Linked DNA regions of Homo sapiens: region 1 is linked to region 2. A link is a contact called in ENCODE Hi-C or POLR2A ChIA-PET data. All regions are on one chromosome and are shown on one strand. The core of a region is the stretch at or near the end of the contact, and the rest is flanking DNA. Distances in the headings are between cores, read along the strand shown. Region 1 holds the start of SARS1 (seryl-tRNA synthetase 1). Region 2 holds the start of PRPF38B (pre-mRNA processing factor 38B).

Region 1 (5,079 bases), core at 281-2,780, 520 kb before region 2:
CACCTATCTACTTTTCAGATAAGGGACAAATCCCTCAGATGTGGACATTATACCCAAAAGACTAGCTAACACATTCAAAGTCATTTAGCACTGGCTAAGGGCTGGACTGACACAAAAATCTGATACTCCTGACTTCAGATTCAGTAGAACAGTGCTCAGGCTAGTTTTATCCTAAACAAAAAATGTGGCAAAATTAAATTCCATTGCAACTCGAAACTTCAGGTCAAGTGTGGAATCTCACAATCAAACAAACTACTACAATAGAGGGCCTAAGACATAGAATCAGCACAAAACTCAAGTTAAACAAATATTCTTTTGACATCCAAGATCCTTATAAACAGGAGAAAATCAATTTTCCTAATAGAAATCCATCACACTCTTGGATAGTGGCTGCCTTTGCAGTGTACTGTCATCGACCTAGCTCCCAGATGGTTGCAGACCTATTGCATCAGACAAATCAAATCACAAGTACTTGACAGCATCCGCCCAACCAGCGACCACTCCAGTTAATACAGGCAGAGATTTATGGGCAGATGGTTCTATGGTTTTATTCGGCTTCATGATAGATGCCCGATATGACTCCAAGATCCGGCAGTTCCAGGTTCTAGCCCAACTCTGCCAATGTCTTTAAAGGAAAACGTCCACAAATCACAATTAAACAGCTTCAGTCATTACAATCTTTTGCTCGCCTCCTCACTCCCCTCGCGTTTGATCTACCACGGAAAAGACTTTTCTAATTCTTAAAGGTATGCCCATAGGTCGGGGGATGGCCTTCCGAAAAGCTTCAGGGTCATTTATTTTGGCCAAGAGCGGCCTCCAACGCCCCGAAATGCTTCCGATACCGAAGGAATGAATCTACTGTGTTGCAGAAGTGACGCAGTCTCAGGAGAAGCCTTTGATCCTATCAAAACAAAGGAAAACCACTCTGGCCTTGCTGAAGATGAGAAAAAGACTGGGGGGGACCAAAGATTCGTGTTAGGAAAGCCGCGTAGACCCCACAACCTCCCGCCCCGGCATGTTCTGGCAACCCCTGGGGCAGGAAGGCTTGACAGCTCCCGATGCGCGTGCGTACGCACACTGGCAGCGAACGGCACTGAGCACGCGTGGAAGGGACCTCGCTCCGCCCGGGTGGAGGAGAAAGTGGGATGACCCCGGCGACCAGGCTGTGTTTTCGGGGATGGGGAGAACCTCGGAGCCACCGCACCCTGGGAGGGGGTCTGACGAAGGGTGGAAGCTGTGGCCTCAGGAGCGGTGGCTGGATTTGAGAGAGAAAATTGGGTTTAGCATCAAGGAGGTAACCCGCCCGTCCCGGTACTTACATCGTCGCCACTCGCTGTCTGCCTTCACCAGCTGGTCCACTAGTCCCGGGTCCTTGAAGCGCTTCTCCTGCGTCTCTCGGATGAGGGCTGGGTCCCCTCCTTTATCCACCCGAAACAAATCCAGATCCAGCACCATCTTCTTTCCTCCCGGGCCAACGCTCAGGGAAGCAAGGATCGCGCCGCAGCACTCAGCCTGTGACCGCCGCACTGCGCCGGCGCGCTGACCCGCCCTTCCTGCGCAGGCGCAGCTGGAGCCCGCAGGCGACCCTCCCCGCGACCGGAAGCGGCTGGTTGGAGGCGGGGCCGCGGAGGGAGGGGAGGGGAGAGTGGGTGGGCGTGGGACTATACCTCTGGTTCCTGCTCCCCAGCTCTGCTACAGTCTGCAGGAACTGTGATCGCCACATAAAAGTGTGAATGCCTCAGTTTCCTACTCCTGTCTCAGGCTAGGCAGAGGCCTGTCCCCTCATCCCTAGCTTAGAGGCCGGGGCCTTCACCAGGTGCCCGTTTTCCTCTCACTAGGTTGGGTTCTTCCACTGGGCTCTTTCCCTGAACCTCGGCCGTCTTCTCCATCTTGATACAAGAGGATGGCATATTTAGTCCCAGGGCTACCTCAGCTTAAGATTCCTGCTCTCGTGCCTTAGAAATGGTATACCTTTATTAATCTGATTATTGGATAAACCAAATTGTCACTTTACCAACTCTTAAGAGCACAGCTTTGGGAAAGTGCGGTTGTCTTTTAGAGAGAGACGAGAGAAAACTTTTCCAAAGGGACATTAAGCAGATTTGAACGCCGTATAAGGTGTTGAGGTCATGTCTTGGGTCAATTTGAAAGCGTCTTGAAGAACGGTTTGTATCATACTTTGATTTTATAATGTTCAGACCTTTAAATGAAATATTCTAGTTGCCGAGTGAAGCCAAAGTTATCAAAGAATCTCCCTGATAACAAGAGATTATTTGAAGGATTTGGGAACAGGTGATCTCCTCCCCCACCCCCACCCCCAATCCTTCCACTCTGCAGAAACTTTAAAGCCTCACTTCCAATGCCTTCTCGAAGCTAGATGTGCTAAGACCTTCTTGATCTTATACCGCCGTCATGGACTCCTGAGATGAGGGTGTGACATAGCTAACTATCATATTATTTATTTATAATATGAAATATATTTGGGCTTTGTCCCTGGTTCCTGACACAGCCCCTAAAACCCTTGAATTTCCTGGGTTATACGTAATGGGTCTCTTTGATAACACCTGAGTTTATAATAAGGAGGTGATTTAGGATGGGGGCCCTAGATAACCTTAGGATGGGGCCAGTCACCAGAGAGACCAAGTGATTGGAGGATTGGAACTTTCATCCCCACCCTTCAACCTCCAGGAAAGGGGGAGGGGAGGAGCTGGACATCAAACTCTATAAACGCTCGAACAACAAGAGTTGATGAGCTTCAGGGTTGTTGAACATGTGGAGATGCCAGGAGGGTGTCTTGCCCAGAAAGGTTATGGAAGCTCTGCACCCCTGACACCTTGCCCTATCCATCTCTTCATCTGGCTGTTCATTTGTACCCTTTGTACTATCCTTTATAATAAACTGGTAAATGTTTCCTTGAGGTCTGTGAGCCTTCTCAGCAAATTAATCAGACCAAAGGAGGGGGTAGTGGGAGCCCCAGTTTATAGCTGCTAAGAAGTATAGGTGAAATCTACTACTTGCAATTGGCATCTGAAGAGGAGCAGTCTAGTGGGATCAAGCCCTTACCCCATGGAATCTGACACTACCTCCAGGTAGCTAGTGTCAGAATCAGAATCGAATTGAATTATAGAATGCTTAGCCAATGTCCACTGGAGAATCGCTTGGTGTCTGAGGAACTTACCCCCCAGGGCCCCTCACCACTGCATCTGGTCACAGAAATGTTGTGTGTTGAGTGTGGGTTTTTGTTTTTGTTTTTTGTTTTTTGTTTTTTTTTGCCTCTTACACTATCCCTGCTCCCCAAAAAGCCTCTGCCAAGCCAACCCTGAAGTGTAGGTCAGGTCTAACAACAATGATAGAGCTAAGTAGAGACCCTGAGGGAGGCAGAGGAAAGGGGCTTGTCTGGGTGTGCTCTCCTTGGTTCAACCTGCCTATGGTATTAGATTTAAAACCAGTGGAAAGGAAGGGTGAGGAGCTGCAGTCTTGGAGGAAAACATCTAAGAAGACTCTCCTCAAAGTGTTGGGTTCCCTAAAACCTTCTGAGGGCAAGGTCTGTGATGGGGGCGCTCCCTGCTTCCATGTCATTGAAGGCACCGCCAAAGTGTATTGCCAATTAAGTTTCTAAAACAGTGGCAGGTGTTTCTGAGGCTGAAGTGATCCCAGGCCTAGGGGAGGAGGGCCACTGGGTCAACCCTTTAGGAAGGTCATCAATGTCATTCAACAAGTGATCTTGAAATTCTGATCTCTCCAAATTTATTCATGCATTTTTACAATTGATCTTATCATTAGATTACAAACATCTCCCTTTAAAATGTTCATATGGGCGGGCGCGGTGGCTAATGCCTGTAATCCTAACACTTTGGGAGGCCAAGGTGGGTGGATCACCTGAGGTCAGGAGTTCGAGACCAGCCTGGCCAACATGACAAAATCCCGTCTCTACTAAAAATACAAAAATTAGTTGGGTGTGGTGGCACATGCCTGTAATCCCAGCTACCTGGGAGGCTAAGGTACAAAAATTGCCTGAACCCAGGAGGCGAAGGTTGCAGTGAGCTTAAATCACGCCACTGCACTCCAGCCTGGGTAACAGAGTGAGACTCTGTATCAAAAAAAAAAAAAAAAAAGTTGATGTTACCTGATGAGTATAATAAATTAACATAATAGCATACTTCATCAGCTTAGAATCGTGGGATTTTTAGAGTTGGAGGGGAGCTTCAGCTATCTGTTAACTTAATAATTCCTGATTTTTTCATCACCTTGTCCCTCATGTTTTGAAATATTTTTGTCTAATGAACATGATTTTTAAAAAATAATAATTTGCCTTTTTTATTAATCAGATCTATATGGCTGCCACCTAGAAATTCTGATCAGCAGGAAATAGGCAGTGTTACTGCACCAAGTAACTCCTGCCAGAAGCTAACGCAAAAACAAATCAACATAAAAACTTTCGTTATGGAGTGATGGTGTGAAGCCCTGCCACCTTTGAATATGTGATTTCTGTTAACCCTTACTACCAAGAATGCTCTTGGGCACTGCCTCTGAGGACTGAAGTGCTCAAGAAGCCCTGACTGGAAAACAGCCAGCCAGGCTAACCCTTTTATTTTCTATATAAGGAAACAGCCCCAGAGAAGATAAGTGATGGAATCAAAACCAGGACACAGGTAAATACCTAAGATAGCCTAATGTTTGGGCTTTGCCCTTTTAGTAGCAATCCTTAGCAGAAAACAGGTCAGTGAGGACCCTGACTATGCTATGGGGCCTGATCTTATAGGGCAGAGACCATTGCGTATTTGCATTTTTCTCCCCACGGGACCTAGCACCCTGCCTTACCCATGGTAAGTGCTTGTTACATCCTCCCTGAGTGAGTGGGTTGCGAGGAAGTAGGCTGAGAGGATGGGAGCTTGTTGCAGGTCAGCGAGCAGAGTCCTGGGTGAAGATACTGCCTTGGGGATCCTGGGCAGCTAGTGGGCAGCCTAGGGGAAAAGAGCAACTGCAGAGACGGAGCAAAAAAAGCGGGTGTGAGGCACCCAACAAAAGCTGCCTACCTCAGTTTTCCCAGTTTGGAGCTGGCTAACTCGGAAGGGTTCT
Region 2 (5,412 bases), core at 2,362-4,861:
AACACTTTTCTAACCCTATTTCACTGAACACTTGAATTTGGATTAAAAAAATTGTCACTCAAGTGTATAATTGACAGGCCTCTAGTTCTCTAAATATAAACTTAGTTATTAGACACAGAAAAACTGAAAAATGCACGTACTTCTACTTACCCCTCCGCACATCCCTGTCTGGCCCGCTGTTTTCCTGCTTCCTTTCTCCCATGGTTCAACGTGCGTGACCTGAAAATAGAAAAGAGGAACACAACAAACATTCATACTTTGAATTTGTTTAAAAGCCTGATAAAAGTAAACCCAAGTCCATAATAGAGCAGCTCTTCCAAAATTATTTTGGCATTAAGTATATGTTTACTGATATTAAGTGTGTAAATCATTTTTGGAAAAACTGCTTAGACATTTAGACAGCACCCATAAAGCTACTAGGGTTTAACAAAACCTTAATAGCTTTGCAGAGGAGAAATCCCACTCAACTAGCTTTATAAAGAGCTGATATCTACATCTGGGAGTCAGAAAATTTCTATAGTCTCACTTGGTTGCAAAAACTATTTGGTAATATTTTAACTTTGATAATATTTGACAATTTAACTTATGGGTTGCTTAACATTTTCCTTTAAAAATGGATTTAAGTCTCCAATTTAAAGCAAAAAGTATTAACGTTAAGCATTAATTTAAAAACTTCAAAACACCTTCAATAGTTCAATTTTATTGTAATTTAAAATCTACATTATAAAATTAAGGAAAATTACTTGAAGAAAATTTTCTAAAACAGTAACGAGTTACTTGTGATGCAAAATTATGGAACTTTTTATTTGTACATTTTTTCCACCAGGGTCAGGTTTATTCCTGATTAAAGATAAAATTACAAAGGCCACACTTACAGAGATCATTGTTGTAATTAAGCTTCAGCCTAATTATGTGTGAACCAATCCAATTATTCCCCAGAATATAAATTGTGTCAAAAACTGAGTGTGAATAGTCACTGGCATATACTAAGTATCATCAAAGATGATACAGTATCATATTTGCTAAGAGGAACATCTTACAAAAACTAGTCCTTATCTAAAAATAGCAACAACAACAGCAACAACAACAAAAGAATATTAACTCTAAAATAGAATCCAAAAAGGTCTTTTGGGAAGACCCATCTTTGTTTTTTTTTAAAAACATAAAAAAAAATCCTGTTTTTTCACTGCATATTTCTAAAATTCTATTTCCACCCACATGGTAAATTTTGTAGTCCTGAACAATGGCTTTAGATAGAAAAGCGTGCATGTAAGTTTAAGCACTACACTATTTTGCAGTGCTTTAACGTTTCCTTTCTTCCCCACAGATTGCCATGTAAAAGATGTTTCAATTCCTTAAAAGCTAGCCAAAGGCAGGGCTGGATGCATACAAAATAAAATTACAAAGTTGGAAACTTATAAATTTCAGTGAGTATTTGATCTGAAAGTCTTAAGTCTTCTTAATATTAGTAAAAAAACTGGGTCTTTAGTTTTTTAACGGAATTTAAAAACAATTCCTGGTAGAATCTTGTTTCAAAACACATTTGAAACTTAAAAACGAGACTTTCCTCTATTACATTAACATTTTGCCTATGTTAGAAAACAGAACCTGCCGCAGAAAGAGCAGGAACCCAATTTTCAACTGTTTAAAGTTTACTGCATAAATAAAGCTAAGGATTAAATGTTATTCACCATACTGTATCCATGCTAAAAAGGTCTTACCTTTTAAAAGCTAAAAAAACTAATTCATAGAATTACAATCAGACCTACTCTCGTAAGAGGATTCCAAATTTATTTGTGTACTTTATCAACCCAAAGTTGAACTGTATTCAAGAGATGTTTTCTATAAAAAGCAACTAATCTCTCAAAATCCTTCAATAACCTAATTACTCAACTGGGGGAAAAGGTGGGCAAGACAAAAGAGAATGTCCTTTTGTTACCATCTCTACACATACGTTCAAATGATAGAAAACACTTTGTGCGGTCTGTCAAGTTTTTAAGAGTGAATATAGACAAAAATGGATTGTGTATTAGATGCTCCGGATAAAATTTTTAAAGACCACTAAGGCTATTATTAATATTCTTTAAAATAGAAATTAACTTTCGGAGGCCTGGAAGGTATTTTTTATACTACATAATTTGCAGGGAAGTGGAAAAAGCCTACCTAATTGGTGAAGGACCAAAAGCAATGGCCAAAAAAACCCACAAAAATCTAATTAGTCGTTCATTTAACCAGGGAAATGCATTTATGGCGATTGAGCATGATTAATAGTGCATACCTCTACCTGCGACCCTGGGCTGCTCCGAGCCTCGCTGCAAGACTGAGTCAATCCTGCTAACGAAACAAGAACTGAGACAAGAGTGCAGTGAGGAGGCGCCAGGTGAGCTCCCCAGCACAGCCAAGCCAGCACCGACCCTGCCGCAGAAGCCCAGGGCCCAGATAATTCTAAATTAGCCCAATGCACAGGTGGCTGAGACCTCTTACTCCTGACTTCCTGCTGGGAAAATTTCCAGGCCTTCTGTACACCTCTTGAAATGGCACCTCTCCACCCTCATCCCCCCACCCCACCCGACACACACGCACTGACCATTTCCCTGCCTGGATCGGATAGTGAGTACCAACAACACGAGGCCAATACTGAAGTCATTACACGCCCTGGCCAGGGGTGAGCGGGAGAAGCACCAACAAGTTGGCGCTCAGCAGATCCACGTCAAAAGGAATAATTTTAAAGCTGTAAACTGGAAAGGCTTCTGTTACTCTTTCCTCCTCTCCCCCATCCCTCTTGCCCAACTCCCCCCAGGGGTGGGCAGGAGGTTGGGGGAGGAGAGAGATCAATAGTGGCGGGCTCTCCCGGCCCTAAAAATCTAAAATGGAAACGAGAGGGCGGCCCCAGTCCGACCCCTCCCAGACACACTACAGGCCGCAGCCACCCCTCCGCCGAACCACCTTCCCCCACCCACAAATCTTCAGATTTCGGGGGCCGCCTTCGCCCGTTTCCTCCATACCCCCTCTTCCGAACTTACCCCCAAAGCCAAGGCCTACACACTTCGTACCTTAAAGTAGATCTCGTCCACCACCTCGTGGTAGGTCTTGAGCTCGTAGAGCTGTACTTTGAAGTAAGGCGACGACAGGATGTTGGTCAGGATCATGGGGTTGAGGTTCATGGTCTTCTCGTTGCCCCAGAGCGGGAGCACATTGCCCTGCTTGCCGGAGACCGCCGGCTTGGTAGCGCCGCCGCCGCCGCACTGCTGCTGTTGCTGAGCCGCAGCTGCAGCCGCCTGGTGCTGCGGCTGCGAGTTGCCTGTCAGCGCGGGGCTGTTGTTAGCCATGTTGCGGCGGAAGGAAGGAGGGAGGGAAGGAGGGGGGGGAGGGGGCCAAGCTCGATCTCGCTCTTCGGGACAACGGTCTGGGACCCTACTCCATCGAACGTCGTCGGGAGAAGGGGCCGCCTCGCTGTGCCCCAGCTGGGCAAGAGAGGGCACCCGACGCCGACAAAATGACCCCGGGCCAAGAGCAGACAGCGAAACCCAGACCGCGAGAACTCCACGCAGAAGGCGAGCCGGCAGCCAGGGAGCTCGATCTCTTCCGCCAACTGCCCCTGGGAACAAGATGGCGGGCCCGGCGGATATGACGCCACGCACCCCAGCGTTCCAAGCTGAGCTGGCGGCCAATCAGAGACGCTCAGTTGGGCTGGAGCGTCCTCTTCCTAGGTCCCCGCGTTCTCTGCACGCTGAAGTCGCTGCAGTGACCTCCGTACCTGACTCTTAGGGGATTTCTCCTGAGAATTTGGGGGCCGGGGGAGAGGGTTGTAGGCCTAATCCGTTGTTGTTGTATTTTGACTGGGGGCTTGATTTCTTTTGTCGGGAGCTGAGCCAGGAAGGGTTCGCATGGCTGCGGTGTGCTTGCTAATATCGTCACTCTGACTTCTGCAGAGTATCCGAGAGGGGTCTCCTGGGATCTCAGTTTTAAGGTTCTCTGGAAGGTACAATGGTCAGGGACCCCACTCCTCCAGGAGATTCTGATCAAAGGTCACGTACTTCGCCAGCCTCTAGTGTCCAGCCAGAAGTCTTAAATTTATTCATCCGTAAGATTGAGATAACATCTGGCTGGGCTGTTGTGAGCATTGAAAGAGCTAATGTACTTGTAGTGCCTAGTAGACTGTTCCAGGCATCTGGTAGGCGCCTTTTCTTTTTCTCCCTGCTCCAGATCTTTGGATTCTAGGAATGTATCCGGAGTGATAAACATTGGGCGAGATACTGTATATTGGGAGTGGGTGTGTGAATGTGTGGGGAGTTTGAATGTGGCAATCTTGACTTCAGTGGCGCATACACAGGAGGAGAAAAGGATAAGATGGAAACTTTGGGGAAAATCCACATCTGGATGAAAATAAACCAGAAGAGGAGAGAGAGAGAGCGAAGACCAGCAGAAAAGTATTTAAACCAAGAGACAGTTGTTTGACAGAATACAAGGAAATAGAAAAGATAAGTGAATGGAGTGATTGATTAGTGTTTGGAGCTGTACGGTACGAAAGTGGATATCCTGTCTGGTTCCTTTGTTTTAGGTTGCAAGAGAACTAGAACCCTGAGAGGAGAAGCAGTTTTCACCTTCTTACTAGCAAATCTTGTTTTTCTCTATAGTGGTTTTTATTAACTTCCAAAGGAAAACTGAAGATCCTAACCCCTGTGTCATGAGTTATCACGTTAAAAGTCCATAGAAAAAATTTTTTTTAACCCAGTTCTTTTTGTGTATATATTTTTTGCCTTGATAATACTAGTTTATTGAGTTTGCCGAGTGACACATTGCCAAATCTTATGCCCTATTTTTAATTCCTCAGATACATGATCTTTCTGTATAGTCTTAGACAGTCTTTACCCCTAGTCTGTTTGGATGAAGAGCTTGGTAGAGAGGTTGAGTTTGATATCTAAGTGTCAGCGGCATCAAACTCGGAGCCAGGTATTATGATAAAGTGCTTTAACATATTCAGTGAATCCCTACAACAGGCTGAAGATGTTATTTTTATCCCCATTTTTTAGAAAACTTTATTCAGTTATAATTGAAGACCTCTACGCTGCACATATATAAAGCCGTAAGTTTGGTTTGATCAGTTTTGACATATATGTATACCCATTAAACCACTACTACAATAAACATAATCTTCTGTCAATCCCAAAAGTTTTCTTGTGCCCTTTGTAATCCATCTCTCTTTCCAACCTCATACCGAAGCAACCACTTTCTGTCAGTAGAGACTAGTTTGCATTTTCTTGAATCTTAAATAAATGAAATCATTATCCCCACACAGTGTTCTCTTTTTTTTTGCCTCCTTATTGCATGTATCAGCAGGTTGTGTTTTGTTTTAATTACTGATTAGTATTCAGTTGTATGGATTTATCACTATTTTGTTTATCTAATCAT

Evidence for each region. Hi-C counts contacts between places; a loop is a spot of excess contacts on that map. ChIA-PET counts read pairs that join two places held with the same protein, here RNA polymerase II (POLR2A). Pooled maps may share reads with other maps.
Region 1: a loop to region 2 is called in a map of CD8-positive, alpha-beta T cell, with 10 times the contacts of the local background. The contact joins the promoter of SARS1 here to the promoter of PRPF38B in region 2. A Hi-C loop is called at or near these places in 3 of 168 maps with a recorded cell type or tissue (CD8-positive, alpha-beta T cell and naive thymus-derived CD4-positive, alpha-beta T cell), 1 of 37 single-sample maps with no recorded cell type and 13 of 50 pooled maps. POLR2A ChIA-PET finds 5 or more read pairs at or near these places in 7 of 52 experiments (CD4-positive, alpha-beta T cell, OCI-LY7, WTC11 and 4 more).

Annotation. Positions count from the first base shown.
Region 1 is chr1:109,210,369-109,215,447 of GRCh38, reverse strand. It overlaps SARS1 (seryl-tRNA synthetase 1), which reads right to left and starts at 1,530. Exons shown (of 11, transcript NM_006513.4): 1 at 1,320-1,530. The coding sequence starts at 1,455. RefSeq lists an enhancer at 1,107-1,466 and a silencer at 1,517-1,736.
Region 2 is chr1:108,690,509-108,695,920 of GRCh38, reverse strand. It overlaps PRPF38B (pre-mRNA processing factor 38B), which reads right to left and starts at 3,611. Exons shown (of 6, transcript NM_018061.4): 1 at 3,054-3,611; 2 at 151-219. The coding sequence starts at 3,329. RefSeq lists enhancers at 2,149-2,709, 3,360-3,689, 3,272-3,832, 3,770-3,959.